Regions from separate parts of the Homo sapiens genome. Here region 2 is linked to region 1. The links are chromatin contacts, found by Hi-C in ENCODE. All regions are on one chromosome and are shown on one strand. Each heading gives the region's core, a stretch centred on a gene start or an enhancer-like site at or near the end of the contact. The rest is flanking DNA. Distances are from core to core; before and after follow the strand shown. Region 1 holds the start of CDC25C (cell division cycle 25C). Region 2 holds the start of CTNNA1 (catenin alpha 1).

Region 1 (6,584 bases), core at 841-3,340:
TGTCATCCTCTTCTTTTTTTTTTTTTTTTTTTTTTGCAGTGGAGTCTTGCTCTGTCCCCCCAGCTCAAGTGCAGTGGCACGATCTTGGCTCACTGCAACCTCCGCCTCCCGGGTTCAAGCGATTCTCCTGCCTCAGCCTCCCAAATAGCTGGGATCACAGGCGCCTGCCACCACGCCCAGCTAATTTTTGTATTTGTAGTAGAGATGGGGCTTCACCATGTCAGCCAGGCTGGTCTTAAACTCCTAACCTCAGGTGATCCACCCACCTCGGCCTTCCAAAGTGCTGGGATTACAGGTGTGAGCCACAACGCCTGGCCAAGCCTGTTCATTTGAAACACCCCTTAATGACTATCAGATCATCTGAACAGTGTCCAAATAAATCTAATTGCTTTTGGGAAATATATCAGACTGGGCTGAGAAAAATCTCCCACTACCATAATCTGTACTTTATTTTCTCCTTACCAACATACTGAAACAGATAATTTTTTTTTTTTTAAATGAGGCCCAGAGTTTATTGGCCGAGGGGGATCTTGACTCCACATTCCCGGTCCTGAGCACTATGAACACAGGCTTGATTTCTCCCTGGGGTCCCTAGTTTTTCTCAGGTACTACTTCTCTTTGCTAGTTGAGACATGGTATGATCAGAATTCAAAGTACAACTGCAATAACACTAATATTAATACTAATAAAGTGACCGACTCGTAATGCAGCGGTTTTCAAAGACTTTTCCCAGTTATCACATCATTTGATTCTCACAAGATCCTAGTAAGATAGGAAGCGATTATTATTTCTTTGTCTTTTCTTTTCTTTTTGAGATAGAGTCTCACTCTGTTTCCCAGGCTGAAGTGCAGTGAGGCGATCTTGGCTAACTGCAGCCTCCACCTCCCGGGCTCAAGCAATCCTCCCACCTCAGCCTCCCGAGTTGCTGGGACTATAGGTGCACACCACCACACTCAGCTAACTTTTAATATTTTTTGTAGAGACGGCGTCTTGCCATGTTGCCCAGGCTGGTCTTGAACTCCTAGACTCAGGCGATCCGCCCTCCTTGGCCTCCCAAAGTGCGGAGATTACAGGCATGAGCCACCTCGCCTGGCTGAGATTATTTCTTGTCACAGAAAAGAAGGTGAGACTCAAAAGGGTTACACAGTCAAGGGCAGAGTTGAGACTTAAAGCCTGACCTTTGAGCCGGGATAATTGAAAACAAACCAACAAACAAACCCAACTGTTTGGAAATAGCAAAGGCAATACAGTGTAAAAATAAAAGTATATTTACCCAGACAAAATGCTTAGGTTTGCAGAATCACCAAGAAATTTGCCCACTGGAGTTCTAGGGACATCTGGACAGACGGTAAAGGAAGTGTCTCTCTCCAGGAGCAGGTTTAACATTTTCCTTTGATTAGACCTAAAACTGGGTCCTGAGCCAGAGCTTCCTTCCTCTCTTGTGGATGAGAAGAGTTCCGTAGACATGGTCTTCGAATTCTCACCAGGAGAAAAACAAAACCTAGCTAGGAGGAAAACGTCATCTAAATCGGTACATCACAGTTCCCTCAGCTTTCCTAAACTCCTCCACCCTTTCCAGCCAGGCGAATCAACACTGGAAGAGGGGCAACCCCGAAGGGTGATTCACAGCCTGGCTTAAGGTTAGAACCTGAATTCACCGACGAGAGGCAACCTTAGGACCTTAAAGATGGAATGAAGAGAGGATTTTGACTTGTTCCACGCCACACAGCTCGAGACTCCTGACTAGAAAGAACCCGGGTCTCGTAACTCGCGATAGTCCCCATTCGGCCCTCCCAACCTCTGTCTGTGGGGGCCCGACTGGACCCTAAGGGGGACAATGGGGTCTCCGTGATTCCGTGGCGGAGACGGCTGCGGACTTACCTCAAGCCTGGAGTCTGAGGCTTGCCTACAAGAGGAGAGAAAGTAGATAGGGATCGGACACAGGCGAAGACTTGAGCAGAATGAAAGGAAATCTAGGGGAAAGGAGGTAGTTAACTAGATTGCAGCTCTGCCTTCCGACTGGGTAGGCCAACGTCGGACTCAGAGTCTTCCCTGAGCAGAAGGCCAAAGTTACGGCCTCTGAGCAAGAATATCAACAGCCGCAGGCGTTGACCATTCAAACCTTCCGCCAGCCCAGTAACCTATCCCCGCTCGCCTCTAAGCTGCGTCAGCCAATCTCCGCGCGCGCGCCCAGGGCCTCATGGCCTATCGTTGGGCTCGCAGATCACCTGGGGGCGTGTGCTTGCTCTGGAAATGGTAAGACTTGCCCCGCCCCATAGCCAGAGCAGGATAGTGTTTGGCCCACCAGCGTTAGGCAGGCTGCGGGGTAAGCTCCGCCTCACGGGGAGCCTGGCGCATCATTGGCTCTCCCTCTCACCAATCTCCACACCCTTTCTGTTTTCCTCGTTCCCTCAGCCCCACGAACCCCGGGAGATTTAAACCGCGCCTTACTAGTGATGTCCATTCACTAGGGTAATACTAGGAGAGATTATTTTGGGTGGAGGGTGTTGTAAGCGTTTCATTTTCTTCGCTTCTTTCTCGTGCCGTTTTCGCGGACGTTTTCTTCTAAGTTTTGCTGGCCTTCCACGGGAGATGGAGCGTTTGCTGCCGGCGTGGCAAGTGTTGGGGCGAGACGGGTGTGTGTGTTTATGCTGAGAGGCATTAGCCCCTTCCAAGAGCTTTGTTTGGTGTTTCTTTTAGTGTGCAGCATCTCAGAGACTCTAGCTCACGTGGGTAAAAAGAAATTCCGTTGCAGGGAAAGTGGAGGAATTAAATCATCTTGGTATAATCCTTATCGCAATCCAGAGGACCTCAAAGATTGGTTATTAATGAAAATTTGAACATTGACGAGGTGATATTTATAAATTATTGGCCGGACGCGTTGGCCCACACCTGTAATCCCAGCACTTTGGGAGGCCGAGGCGGGCAGATTACATGAGGTCAGGGGTTCAAAACCAGCCTGGCCAACATGATGAAACCCCGTCTCTACTAAAAATACAAAATTTAGCCGGTTGTGGTGGCACACACCTGTAATCCCAGCTACTTGGGAGGCTGAGGCATGAGAACTGCTTGAACTCGGGAGACAGAGGTTGCGCCACTGCACTCCAGCCTGGGCATTAGAGTGAAACAAACAAAAAGACATTCCTAATGTTAGGGATTTGCTTTTAAATAATCCTGTGCTGGGGGAAGGTATTGATGATACAAGATTGACCCTGACTGTTGAGTGATGGGGGCAGGAGGGTCCATCATATCTGTGCTTCTCAAGGTTTAATTTGCACACTAACCACCTGAGGACCTGCTAAATGCAGATTCTGATTCGGGATGTCTGGGTTGCGGTTGCGGCCCAAGATTCTGCCCTTCTAACAAGCCCCCAGCTGATGGTGAGGTAGCTGGTCCTACGACCATACTTTGCGTGGTAAGGTATTACCCCATACTTCTTACTTCAATGTATATTTGAAAATTTCCATAATAAAAATGTTCAAAATAACCTTGGAAGCTCTTTAAGATGTAGGCTCCAAAAACGATAATTCGATAGGTCTAAAGTGGGGTCATTATCAAGGCCCCCAGGTGCTACCCATGCAGACGGCTTGCAGATCATGCTTTGAGAAACAAAAGTCAAAATGCAACTTGTGTCTGTTGTCAGGATCTTGGTGGTGGTAGTGGCTGAGAGGCACAGTGTAGCCAGCTGGTTTTTATCCTAATACCCTTTTCATCTGCAGAACCTGCTTCCCCAGAAAGGAGATGTGTGAAGATTCTTTGTCCTCTAGGATACAGACAGTGAGTGTAGGAGTTAGCACAGAACCTTGCTATGCCAGGTGAGTTTGAAAATCAGGCTGGGGATTAAGGGAGTGTGGGATGAGTTGTTATCTGCTTTGACGACTACAGTATAATCACACTTTGTGGGAAATTGTATACTTCCCTGCAGGTGGGAAGTAGAGACAAAGTTATTCTCTATTGGTGGCAAAAGCAGATAGATTATGGCAAGTGCACACCTGGCTACCAGTGCTTTCTGCACCAGGTCCTCAAGTAAGTGCAGTTGTGGGTGGTCACAACAAAGGTGTCAGCCAAGTGGCTTTAGTTCAATGTCAGGTGATGGAAATATACTAAAATCTGAGCACTCTGACAAAGTTGCAGCATTCCTAAAACAAATTCTCCAAAAATCTAGCCCCAAAAATAAGTTTCTGAGATTTCTCAAATGGAACTTATACACCTAGCTCTTAAGAGTATTTTTTTTTTTTTTAAGATGGAGTCTCGCTCTCTCCCGGGCTAGAGTACAGTGGCGCAATCTTGGCCCACTGCAACCTCTGCCTCCTGGGTTCAAGTTATTCTCCTGCCTCAGCCTCCCGAGTAGCTGGGACTACAGGTGCCCGCCACCACGCCTGGCTGATTTTTGTATTTTTAATAGAGGTGGGGTTTCACCATATTGTCCAGGCTGTTCTGGAACTCCTGACCTCAAATGATCCACCCACCTCGGCCTCCCAAAGTGCTGGGATTACAGGCATGAGCCACTGCGCCCGGCCGCCCTTAAGACTTTTTACAGATGCAGTGGTGCGCCTGTAGTCCCAGCTACTTGGGAGGATCACTTGAGCCCAGGAGTTTGAGGCCAGCCTGGGCAACATAGTGAGACTGTCTCCTAAAAACAACAACAAAAAAACTTTTTTTTTTTGAGACAGTTTCTTTCTTGTTGCCTAGGCTGGAGTGCAATGGCGCAATCTCAGCTCACTGCAACCTCTGTTCAAGTGATTCTCTTGCCTCAGCCTCCTGAGTAGCTGGGATTACAGGCATGCGCCACCACACCTGGCTAATTTTTGTATTTTTAGTTGAGACAGGGTTTCGCTGTGTTGGCCAGGCTGGTCTCAAACTCCTGACCTGAGGTAATCCACCCACCTCGGCCTCCCAAAGTGCTGGGATTACAGGTGTGAGCCACCATGCCCAGCCAACAAAACTCTTAAAAGCTCTACGTTTGTTAATGAGGTTGTTTTCCTAGCAAACATTTTCACTATCTCCTCATGATTCCAGCTGGCTTAGCTAATTGCAACATACTTAGCTAATTACATGTAAGTTTACATGCATACATACAAACTGTGAAATGGTAGAATTATTTTAAAGGGAAGTCAAATATTGTCTTTTATATCTTGATTTATGAGGGTGTTGGAATATATCTAAGTTATCCTTCCCAGAAGAAAGAATATTAGGGAGGTGGGAAGTTTGGTGTTTAATCTGATTTGAAGATTTACTTTTTCTGTTGGATTGAGGGCATTGATCCTATGTCATCCTTGGGGAATCCCTATCTAGGCTCCTGATTCACTGTGATAAGCAGTGAGCTGTGTTCCTTCACCTTGACCTCAGTCTGACTCATACATGTTGTTGCCAGGGCACAGTGACAGCCCGGGCTTCACCCTGAAACACCAAACAAGAACAGGAGGTACAGCCATCACTCCTGGGATGCCCAGATCAGGCAGTGGAGAAGAGCCCTGCATTCCTGGGATCCTCCCAGCCAGCCTCTGCAGGGCAGAGGGGCTGAGGGGTGTGTTTTCTATTCCTGGTTCTTTTTATGACTGGTAGGCTTAGCCCTACTTCTCCCCACTTTGCAGAGGTTTAGCTTTCACTGGGTGAAAAGGGAAGGTCTGAATCGAGTGCATGTTCCTCCAACTCGGCTGTTCCTTCCTAGGCAGGGAATGAAGAGTCTTAGAACCAATGGATTCCACTCCTTTGGATGACCTCCTGGATGACTGGCTCCAGGCCCTGGAGCCCTCAGAATATGGATGGAGAGTATCCTTTGCTGAAACCCACTGGAGCAGGGTCACAGATGGGGTTTGGCCCATGAGGGCATAATTAAGATGCAGTTCAAAGCAGTGGCTCAAGAACAAAAGACTAAAAAGGGGGCAGCAGGGAAAGAGCAGGACATGAGTAAAAAATCCTTGGGAACTAAAAGTGGAATAAGGAGATTTAATTATGGGTAGGAGTGTTGGGCTGCACTGGGAGGCCATTTTATAGATGACGAAAGGGGATGTAACCTTCCTTTGAAATGAGGCCTGAAACTTGACTTGCAGGGTTTTTTTTTTTGTTTTGTTTTTTTTGTTTTGTTTTGGGTCTCAGTTTCTTTCAATGTTTTGCAAATGAGCCAATGCCTACTTTTAACTCAACCATTTAATTCATAATAATTAAATTATTAATTTAATTAATAATAAAAAGGTGAACAGCTTAGTGGTGAAAAGCAAGGGCTTTTAGACTGCTTTTTGAGAGTACCTTTGCCTACCATGTGGGCAGTCACTTAACTTCTTGGGCTGTTTCATTTGTCAAAGAGAAGGTTTTGTTTCATTTGATGATTGTAAGAAAAAATGAGAATATATATCAAAGTATGTAGGTCAAGTGTGGTGGTTCACACCTGGAATCCCAGCACTTCGTTTTTTGTTCATTTGTTTTTTTTTTTTTTTGAGACAGAGTCTCATTCTGTTGCCCAGGCTGGAGTGCAGTGGCACAATCTCGGCTCACTGCAATCTCTGCCTCCCCGGTTCAAGCGATTCTCCTGCCTCAGCCTCCCGAGTAGCTGGGATTACAGATGGGCGCCACAATGCCCAGCT
Region 2 (6,801 bases), core at 3,697-6,196, 420 kb after region 1:
GTCCAGACTATACTTTGAGAATCCCTGCTCTAACATTTAGAGGTTAGGAGGAATTAGAAGTCATCATCAATGGAGACTAAGAAGCTTAGCCAGGAAGGCTGGATGGAAATCAGGAAAGCCTGGTGCCCTGGAGGCCCAATGAAGAAAGTGTTTCAAGGAGGAGAGTGACCAAATGCTGCTGATTGTACAAGTCAACTGAGGAAGGACGGACCATTGGATTTTGCAACGTGGAGGCCATCAGGGACCTTCATAAAAGCAGTTTTGGTGGAAAGGCGAATGCTAAAGCCAGACTGGAGATGAGTCACCACATAAAGGTCACTTCTCAGGTCTCCGAATCCCAGGGTAGTTAATTTACCCACAAACCTACATGTATCTCTCCCCTATCTTCACACTTGCCTTTCTTTTTTCCTGGTTTACGTGTGTGCCTGTGTGTGTGTGTGTGTGTGTGTGTGTGTGTGTATTGACACAGGGTCTCAATCTGTTGCTCAGGCTGGAGTGCAGTGGTGCAATCTCGCCTCACATCAAACTCCACCTCCCTGGCTCAAGTGATCCTCCCACCTCAGCCCTCTCCACATAGCTGGGACTACAGGTGCATGCCACCACACCCAGCTAATTTTTGTATCCTTTGTAAAGACAGGGTTTTGCCATGTTGTGCAGGCTGGTCTCCAACTCCTGAACGCAAACGATCCTCCGCCTCAGCCTCCCAGAATGCTGGAATTACCGGCATGAGCCACCGTGCCCAGTCAGTTTACCTGTTTTAGTATCTGTCTTCATCATTACCTTTAAGTGGTGTGAAAACAGGGATCAAGTCAGTCTCAGTTTTTATTCACTTCCTCAGCACACAGCAAGTGCCTGGGATATAGAGAATGCTCCAGCCTTCCCTGGTAAGCTTTTCACGATTTCTCAGGAGTAGGAAACTGACTCTCTTTAGGCACACTGCAAATCTCTCATATCTTCCTGTCACCTTACCCTTCTTTTCCCAAAACAAACCCTGTAATTTCATCTTCAGGGTCCCATGCTTAGAGAGATCCCATGCTGGCTGGGCGCAGTGGCTCACACCTGTAATCCCAGCACTTTGGGAGGCTGAGGCAGGCAGATCACAAGGTCAAGAGATTGAGACCATCCTGGCCAACATGCTGAAACCCCATCTCTACTAAAAATACAAAAATTAGTTGGGCGTGGTGGCAGGCGCCTGTAGTCCCAGCTACTTGGGAGGCTGAGGCAGGAGAATCGCTTGAACCCAGGAGGCGGAGGTTGTAGTGAACCGAGATCACACCACTGCACTCCAGCCTGGTGACAGAGCAAGACTCCGTCTCAAAAATAAATAAATAAATAAATAAAAATAAAAAAATAATAATAATAAAGAAAGAGCCCATGCTTGGTTTAATACTCTGCTGTTGCTGTCTTAAAATGGTTAATAGTTTTTGAACAAGGGGCCTTAAAATTAAGAATCTTGTCCCGAGTGAAATGATGAATATACAAAGTTATGGAGCATAATCCTTTAACTCTGTCTCTTGTTACTTTATCCAAATACTTTATTGACTGATTACTATTGTGTTAGGCTGTTCTTGCACTGCTAAAAAGAAATACCTGAGACTGTGTAATTTATAAAGAAAAAACAGGCCGGGTGCGGTGGCTTATGCCTGTATCCCAGCACTTTGGGAGGCTGAGGCAGGCGGATCACCTGAGGTCAAGAGTTCGAGACCAGCCTGGCCAACACGGTAAAACTCCGTCTCTACTGAAAATACAAAAATTAGCCGGGCGTGGTGGTGTGCACCTGTAATCCCAGCTACTTGGTAAGCTGAGGCAGGAGAATCGTTTGAATCCAGGAGGTAGAGGTTGCAGTCTGGGTGACAAAAGTGAAACTCCGTCACACACAGACACACACACACAAAAAAAAAAAAAAAAGAAAAGAAAAAAGAAAAAACGTTTAATTGGCTCATGGTTCTGCAGGCTGTATAAGCAAGGCCTGGGCATCTGCTCTACTTTCTGGAGAGGCCTCAGGGAACTTTTACTCATGGTGGAAGGTGAAGCTGGAGCAGGCACATTACATGCTGAAAGCAGGAGCAGGAGGGGGCTGAGGTGCCACATCTTTTTGTTTTTGAGACAGGGTCTCACTCCGTTGCCCAGGCTGGAGTGTAGTGGCACAATCATGGCTCACTGCAGCCTCAATCTCCCCAGGCTCAGGTGATCTTCCCACCTGAGCCCCCCAGGTAGCTGGGACTACAGGCACACACCACCATGCCTGGCTTTTTTTTTTTTTTTGAGACAGACTTTTGCTTTTGTTGCCAAGGTTGGAGTGTAATGGCGTGATCTCGGCTCCACCTCTGCCTCCCAGGTTCAAATGATTCTCCTGCCTCAGCGTCCCGAGTAGCTGGGATTACAGGCACATGCCACCATGCCCTGCTAATTTTGTACTTTTAGTAGAGATGGGGTTTCACCATGTTGCCCCAGGCTGGTCTTGAACTCCTGACCTCAGATGATCTGCCCGCTTTGGCCTCCTGAAGTGCTGGGACTATAGGCGTGAGCCACGGTGCCCAGCCTGCTTGGCTAATTTTTTTGTATTTTTTTGTAGAGATGGGTTTTTACCATGTTGCCCAGGCTGGTCTCGAACTCCTGGGCTCAAGCTATCCGCCCACCTTGGCTTCTCAAAAGTGTTGGGATTACAGGTGTGAGCCACTGTGCCTGGCCGGTGCTACACTTTAAAACGACTACATTTCATGAGAATTCCCTTAGTACCTGGAGGACAGCACCAAGCCATGAGGGATCCTCCTCTATTACCCAAATGCCTCCCACCAGCCCCACCTCCAACACTGGGGATTACATTTCAATGTGAGATTTGGGCAGGGACAAATATCCAAAATATATGAATTATGTTCTGAGTTAGCCAGGTGAAGTAGAGGGACGCCAAAGCCACTCTAGGCAGAGGAGACTACAGGAGCAAAGACCCTGCAGCCAGAAACAGGACAGGGGTAGTTGGACAAGAATGACCTTGTCAGGGTTTGCCTTTTTCTTTTTCTTTTTGAGACAGAGTCTCACTGTGTTGCCCAGGCTGGAGTGCAGTGGTGCAGTCATGGTTCACTGCAGCCTTGAACTCCCAGGCTCAAGCGATCCTCCCACCTCAGCCTCCCAAGTAGCTGGGACTACAGGTAGGTGCCACTACACCCAGCTATGTTTTTGTATTTTTTTGTAGACAAGGGTTCTATCATTTTGCCCAGGCTGGTCTCCTGAGCTCATGTGATCCACCCATCTTGGCCTCCCAAAGTGCTGGGATTACTTGTGTGAGCCACTGTGCCCATCCTCTTTTTCTTAAAGGTTGTTCTCTCCCCACTTCATGGTCCTATTGCCCTTTGTCAGCATCTGTTAACTAGCACAGGCCCACAGTACTTTGAATTACAGTGGGCACATTCACCCACAGATGTTCACTAGGCACTCCCTAGGGGATGGGCAATGTGCTGGGTGCTGCAGGAGATACAGCTCCTGCTTTCCAGAAGTTTATATTCCCTTGGGGGAGAGGGAGATGTGAGGAGTAGAGGGTAAACACGGTAAGGGCAGGTCTCCCTAGCACCCTGCTCTCTATTCAGCACAAGGCCAGCAGTGGACATCGTCGTCTTGCATTATTCAGGTTTATAGGCCAATACTGAAATCTATCTTATTCATCATCCCGTGAGCAGGGGAAACATCATTAGGGTTTTCTATACCAGGATGATAGTGAGCATGTAGTAGTTTTTGTTTTTTTGTGTTGTTTGTTTGCTTTGTAATTTTGTTTTCTTTTGTTTTTGGAGTATTCACTATGAAGATAAGAAAGGGTAAGAATAAAATGCCCCAAATGACCAGAGGAATAGAGATAGAAGTCAGGTCCCTCAAATTTGTTGGAGGAGGGGGACAAGCTGGGAGGGGGGACGTGCTGGGGGCGGGGCGGGAACAAGCCCAAAAAGGGACAGCTGCTGCGGTGCCTCTTTTGTGTTTGTAAATGTCCTCCCCGCAAGGTGGCTCTAGCCTGTAATCCCAGCACTTTGGGAGGCTGAGGAGGATTTCTTGAGCCCATGAGTTTGAGACCAGCCTGGCAACATAGTGAGACTCTGTGTCTGTAGTTCCAGCTACTCCGGAGGCTGAGGTGGGAGGGTCGGTTGTCCAGGGATTTGAGGCTGCAGTGGGCCGTGATCGCGACACTCCACCCCAGCCTGGGCGACAGAGGGAGACCCCGTCTTAAAAAAAAAAAAAAGTCCTTGATCAAGAGGGCTTCGGGTGTTTCCATCTGTGGAGTGAGGGGACGGGTTAGGTGAATTCTAGGGGCGCTTCCACCTCACATTATGAAAGGTCCTGAGAGTCAGATTCTAGTTCCACTGTGTCCCGAAGCTGTGGGGCCTTTCCTTAGCCTCCGCTTCTCCTTCTGTAAAGCCAGGTAGTTGGCCTAGATCACTTTTCCAGAAGACTGTGACTCCGGGACACCTGTGACACTCTTGAGGGGAGCGTGCCCAGTACCCCTGGTCGCGTCTCTGGGATTCCGCCGGGGTGGGGGCCCGCGCGAGGCCGCCCCTGAGCCTCACCTGTGCGCGGAGCGGTGACTCACCTGCCCTCGCGCAGCCCTCTCCGCCCGCGGGCTGTTCCAGGAGTCACCGCTCCTCCTCCCTCTCAGGGGTCACTCCCGGCCTAAGCTCCCACTAGGGGCCGGGGAGGAAGGAATTCTGAGGTGGGCGGCGGGGAGGAAGAGGTCCCTCGGGGGTCCCGGTCCGGCGTTGCCAGACTCTCTTCGCGGTGGGGGCCTTCCCTTTCCCCAAAAGCGGAGGCCGGAACGGCCGGGAGGAGCGGGCGGGGCGGCGGCGGGAGGCGCCGGGAAGAGCGAGTCGGAGGGAGGTGCCAGGAAGGGCGGGCGGGGCCGGGACAGGGGCGGGGGCCGCGGGCGGGGGGCGGGCCGGGGGCGGGGGCGTGGGGCGGCCCATTTCCTCCTCCTAGCCGGACTGGAGGGAGACAAAGCAGCGCCCGTCTGCTTCGGGCCTCTGGAATTTAGCGCTCGCCCAGCTAGCCGCAGGTAACTTCGTACCTCCCTCCTCGCGGGCGCGGTCTCTCGGGCCAGGCCGAGAGGGTCCTTGGGCCGGGCCGTCCCAAGCTGGGCCCCGCGAGCCGCGGGCGGGCGAGCGGGCGGGGCGCGGTTTCTTTGGCGACGTCGCCGGGAATTGGGCCCCGGGCGGGCGTGGGACCCGCGTCGGGCCGGCGGTCCCTTCCCCCGCAGGGCCCGAGTATGGGGCCCGGGCGGGCACGGCCGGCGCTTCCCAGCGCTCGGGAAGTCGGGGGGCCGCCTGGGCTGGGGAGGAGAAACTATAGGCCCAGCGCCGCCGCCGCGTTTCCTCTTGGAAAAGTTTTCTCGCGGTTTCCAAACTTTGTTACCGCGGCCTCGGCGCGCGCGGCAGCCCCGCGCCGGGCCCCTCGGCCGCCTTCCTTCCCTGGGGCGGCTTGTCTGGGAGCCGCTTTCCCGGGAAGTGATTGTCGTCCGGCTCCGAGGCGTTCCTGCCCCCTCCCCCTTCCCGGCCGCTGAGACTTCCCGATGGGGCGGCGGGGACGCGGGCTCGGCGAACCGGGAGGCTGGAGCCCGGGCTTCTCCCATACAGCTTCGCCGTAGGTGGGCCACACCCGTGTGGACTTTTGGCGTGACCGTCCACTTGGACTCGGGGATTACTCAGCTTTCCTGGGTTTCTTGTCGGTTGGACGCACTTAGCTTTCAGCCCTAGTTTTCAGGAGTGGCATTAGAGAGGTTTTTTTTTTTTTTTAATTGTTGTTGACTTTTAAAGGAGCGTGTGTGTGCGTGCGAGTGTGAAGCACTTGTTGGAAAAAATGTTGCCTGAATGAATGCCTGACCTTTGCTTGGCAGCAGTGGCTTCCCAGTAATGCAGGCGGCGGTTGGCCCAGTTCCAAGGTTGACTCCCTCTTACGTCCTCTTGCATCTTGGTGACATTTTTTTGGTGCGTGTGTTTTGTACAGAATTTACAATTATTTGGAAAAGAGCGAGATATGTCAAGTCTACGACTAAATTCGGGGCATTTTATATTTATGATGAAGGAAATGCTTACATCATTGTTGGGACAGGATAGGCATTTTGTGGAGCGAATATTTGTGTTTAGTCAGCAGTGATTTTTAAATACTGGACAGGTGGGTGTTACTTTAAGGAACGGAATTTATAAATCGAATTAATTAGGATGTGTTATTTTGTTTTACAGGAAGAATGAAGAATGAGTGTAGGAGTTACCTATAGTTTCTGCCTAATTATTTACCAATCTGGACTTTTGAACAAACATTTTTTTTAAAGACGGGGTCTCCGTCGCCCGGGCTGGAGCGCAGTGACACGATCATGACTCACTGCGGCTTCTGTCTCCTGGGCTCAAGTGATCCCCCCACCTCGGCTTCCGAAGTAGTTGGGACTACAGGCACGCGCCACCACATCCGTCTAATTTTTGTATTTTTGGTAGAGATGGTGTCTCGCTGTCTTGCCCAAGCTGGTCTCGAACTCCTGGGCTCAAGTGGTCCTCCTGCCTCAGCCTCCCAAAGTGTTGTGATTACAGGCCTGAGCCAGGGTGCCTGACCCCATCTGGATATTTATTCAGCGAAAGAATAATTTTTTAATCCACCTAAGAGCTCACAGTGTAATAGGGGAGACACACACCCCAGGTGTAGTACAGAGCGGACTGCAGTAAGTGCCTTAACAGTACTAATGAAACTATTGTCTGAGTCAAATCTTACCTAATAGTAACAACAAAAGAAACTTGTAGAGGCACGGAGAGGGGGCTAATAAGTTTTACTTGGGTA

The links. Hi-C counts contacts between places; a loop is a spot of excess contacts on that map. Pooled maps may share reads with other maps.
Region 2: a loop to region 1 is called in a map of sigmoid colon, with 3 times the contacts of the local background. The contact joins the promoter of CTNNA1 here to the promoter of CDC25C in region 1. A Hi-C loop is called at or near these places in 1 of 168 maps with a recorded cell type or tissue (sigmoid colon), 2 of 37 single-sample maps with no recorded cell type and 11 of 50 pooled maps.

The regions. Positions count from the first base shown.
Region 1 is chr5:138,329,714-138,336,297 of GRCh38, forward strand. CDC25C (cell division cycle 25C) reads right to left here and starts at 2,091. Exons shown (of 14, transcript NM_001790.5): 1 at 1,882-2,091; 2 at 1,274-1,505. The coding sequence starts at 1,467. LOC100128966 (a long non-coding RNA gene) reads left to right here and starts at 2,392. Exons shown (of 4, transcript NR_146628.1): 1 at 2,392-2,472; 2 at 3,720-3,815; 3 at 5,672-5,772. RefSeq lists enhancers at 1,249-2,202, 1,914-2,043, 2,054-2,103 and a silencer at 2,154-2,413.
Region 2 is chr5:138,748,479-138,755,279 of GRCh38, forward strand. It overlaps CTNNA1 (catenin alpha 1), which reads left to right and starts at 4,947. Exons shown (of 18, transcript NM_001903.5): 1 at 4,947-5,032. It overlaps CTNNA1-AS1 (CTNNA1 antisense RNA 1), which reads right to left and starts at 5,446. Exons shown (of 2, transcript NR_134244.1): 1 at 5,045-5,446. RefSeq lists a silencer at 4,837-5,276 and enhancers at 4,980-5,547, 5,548-6,114.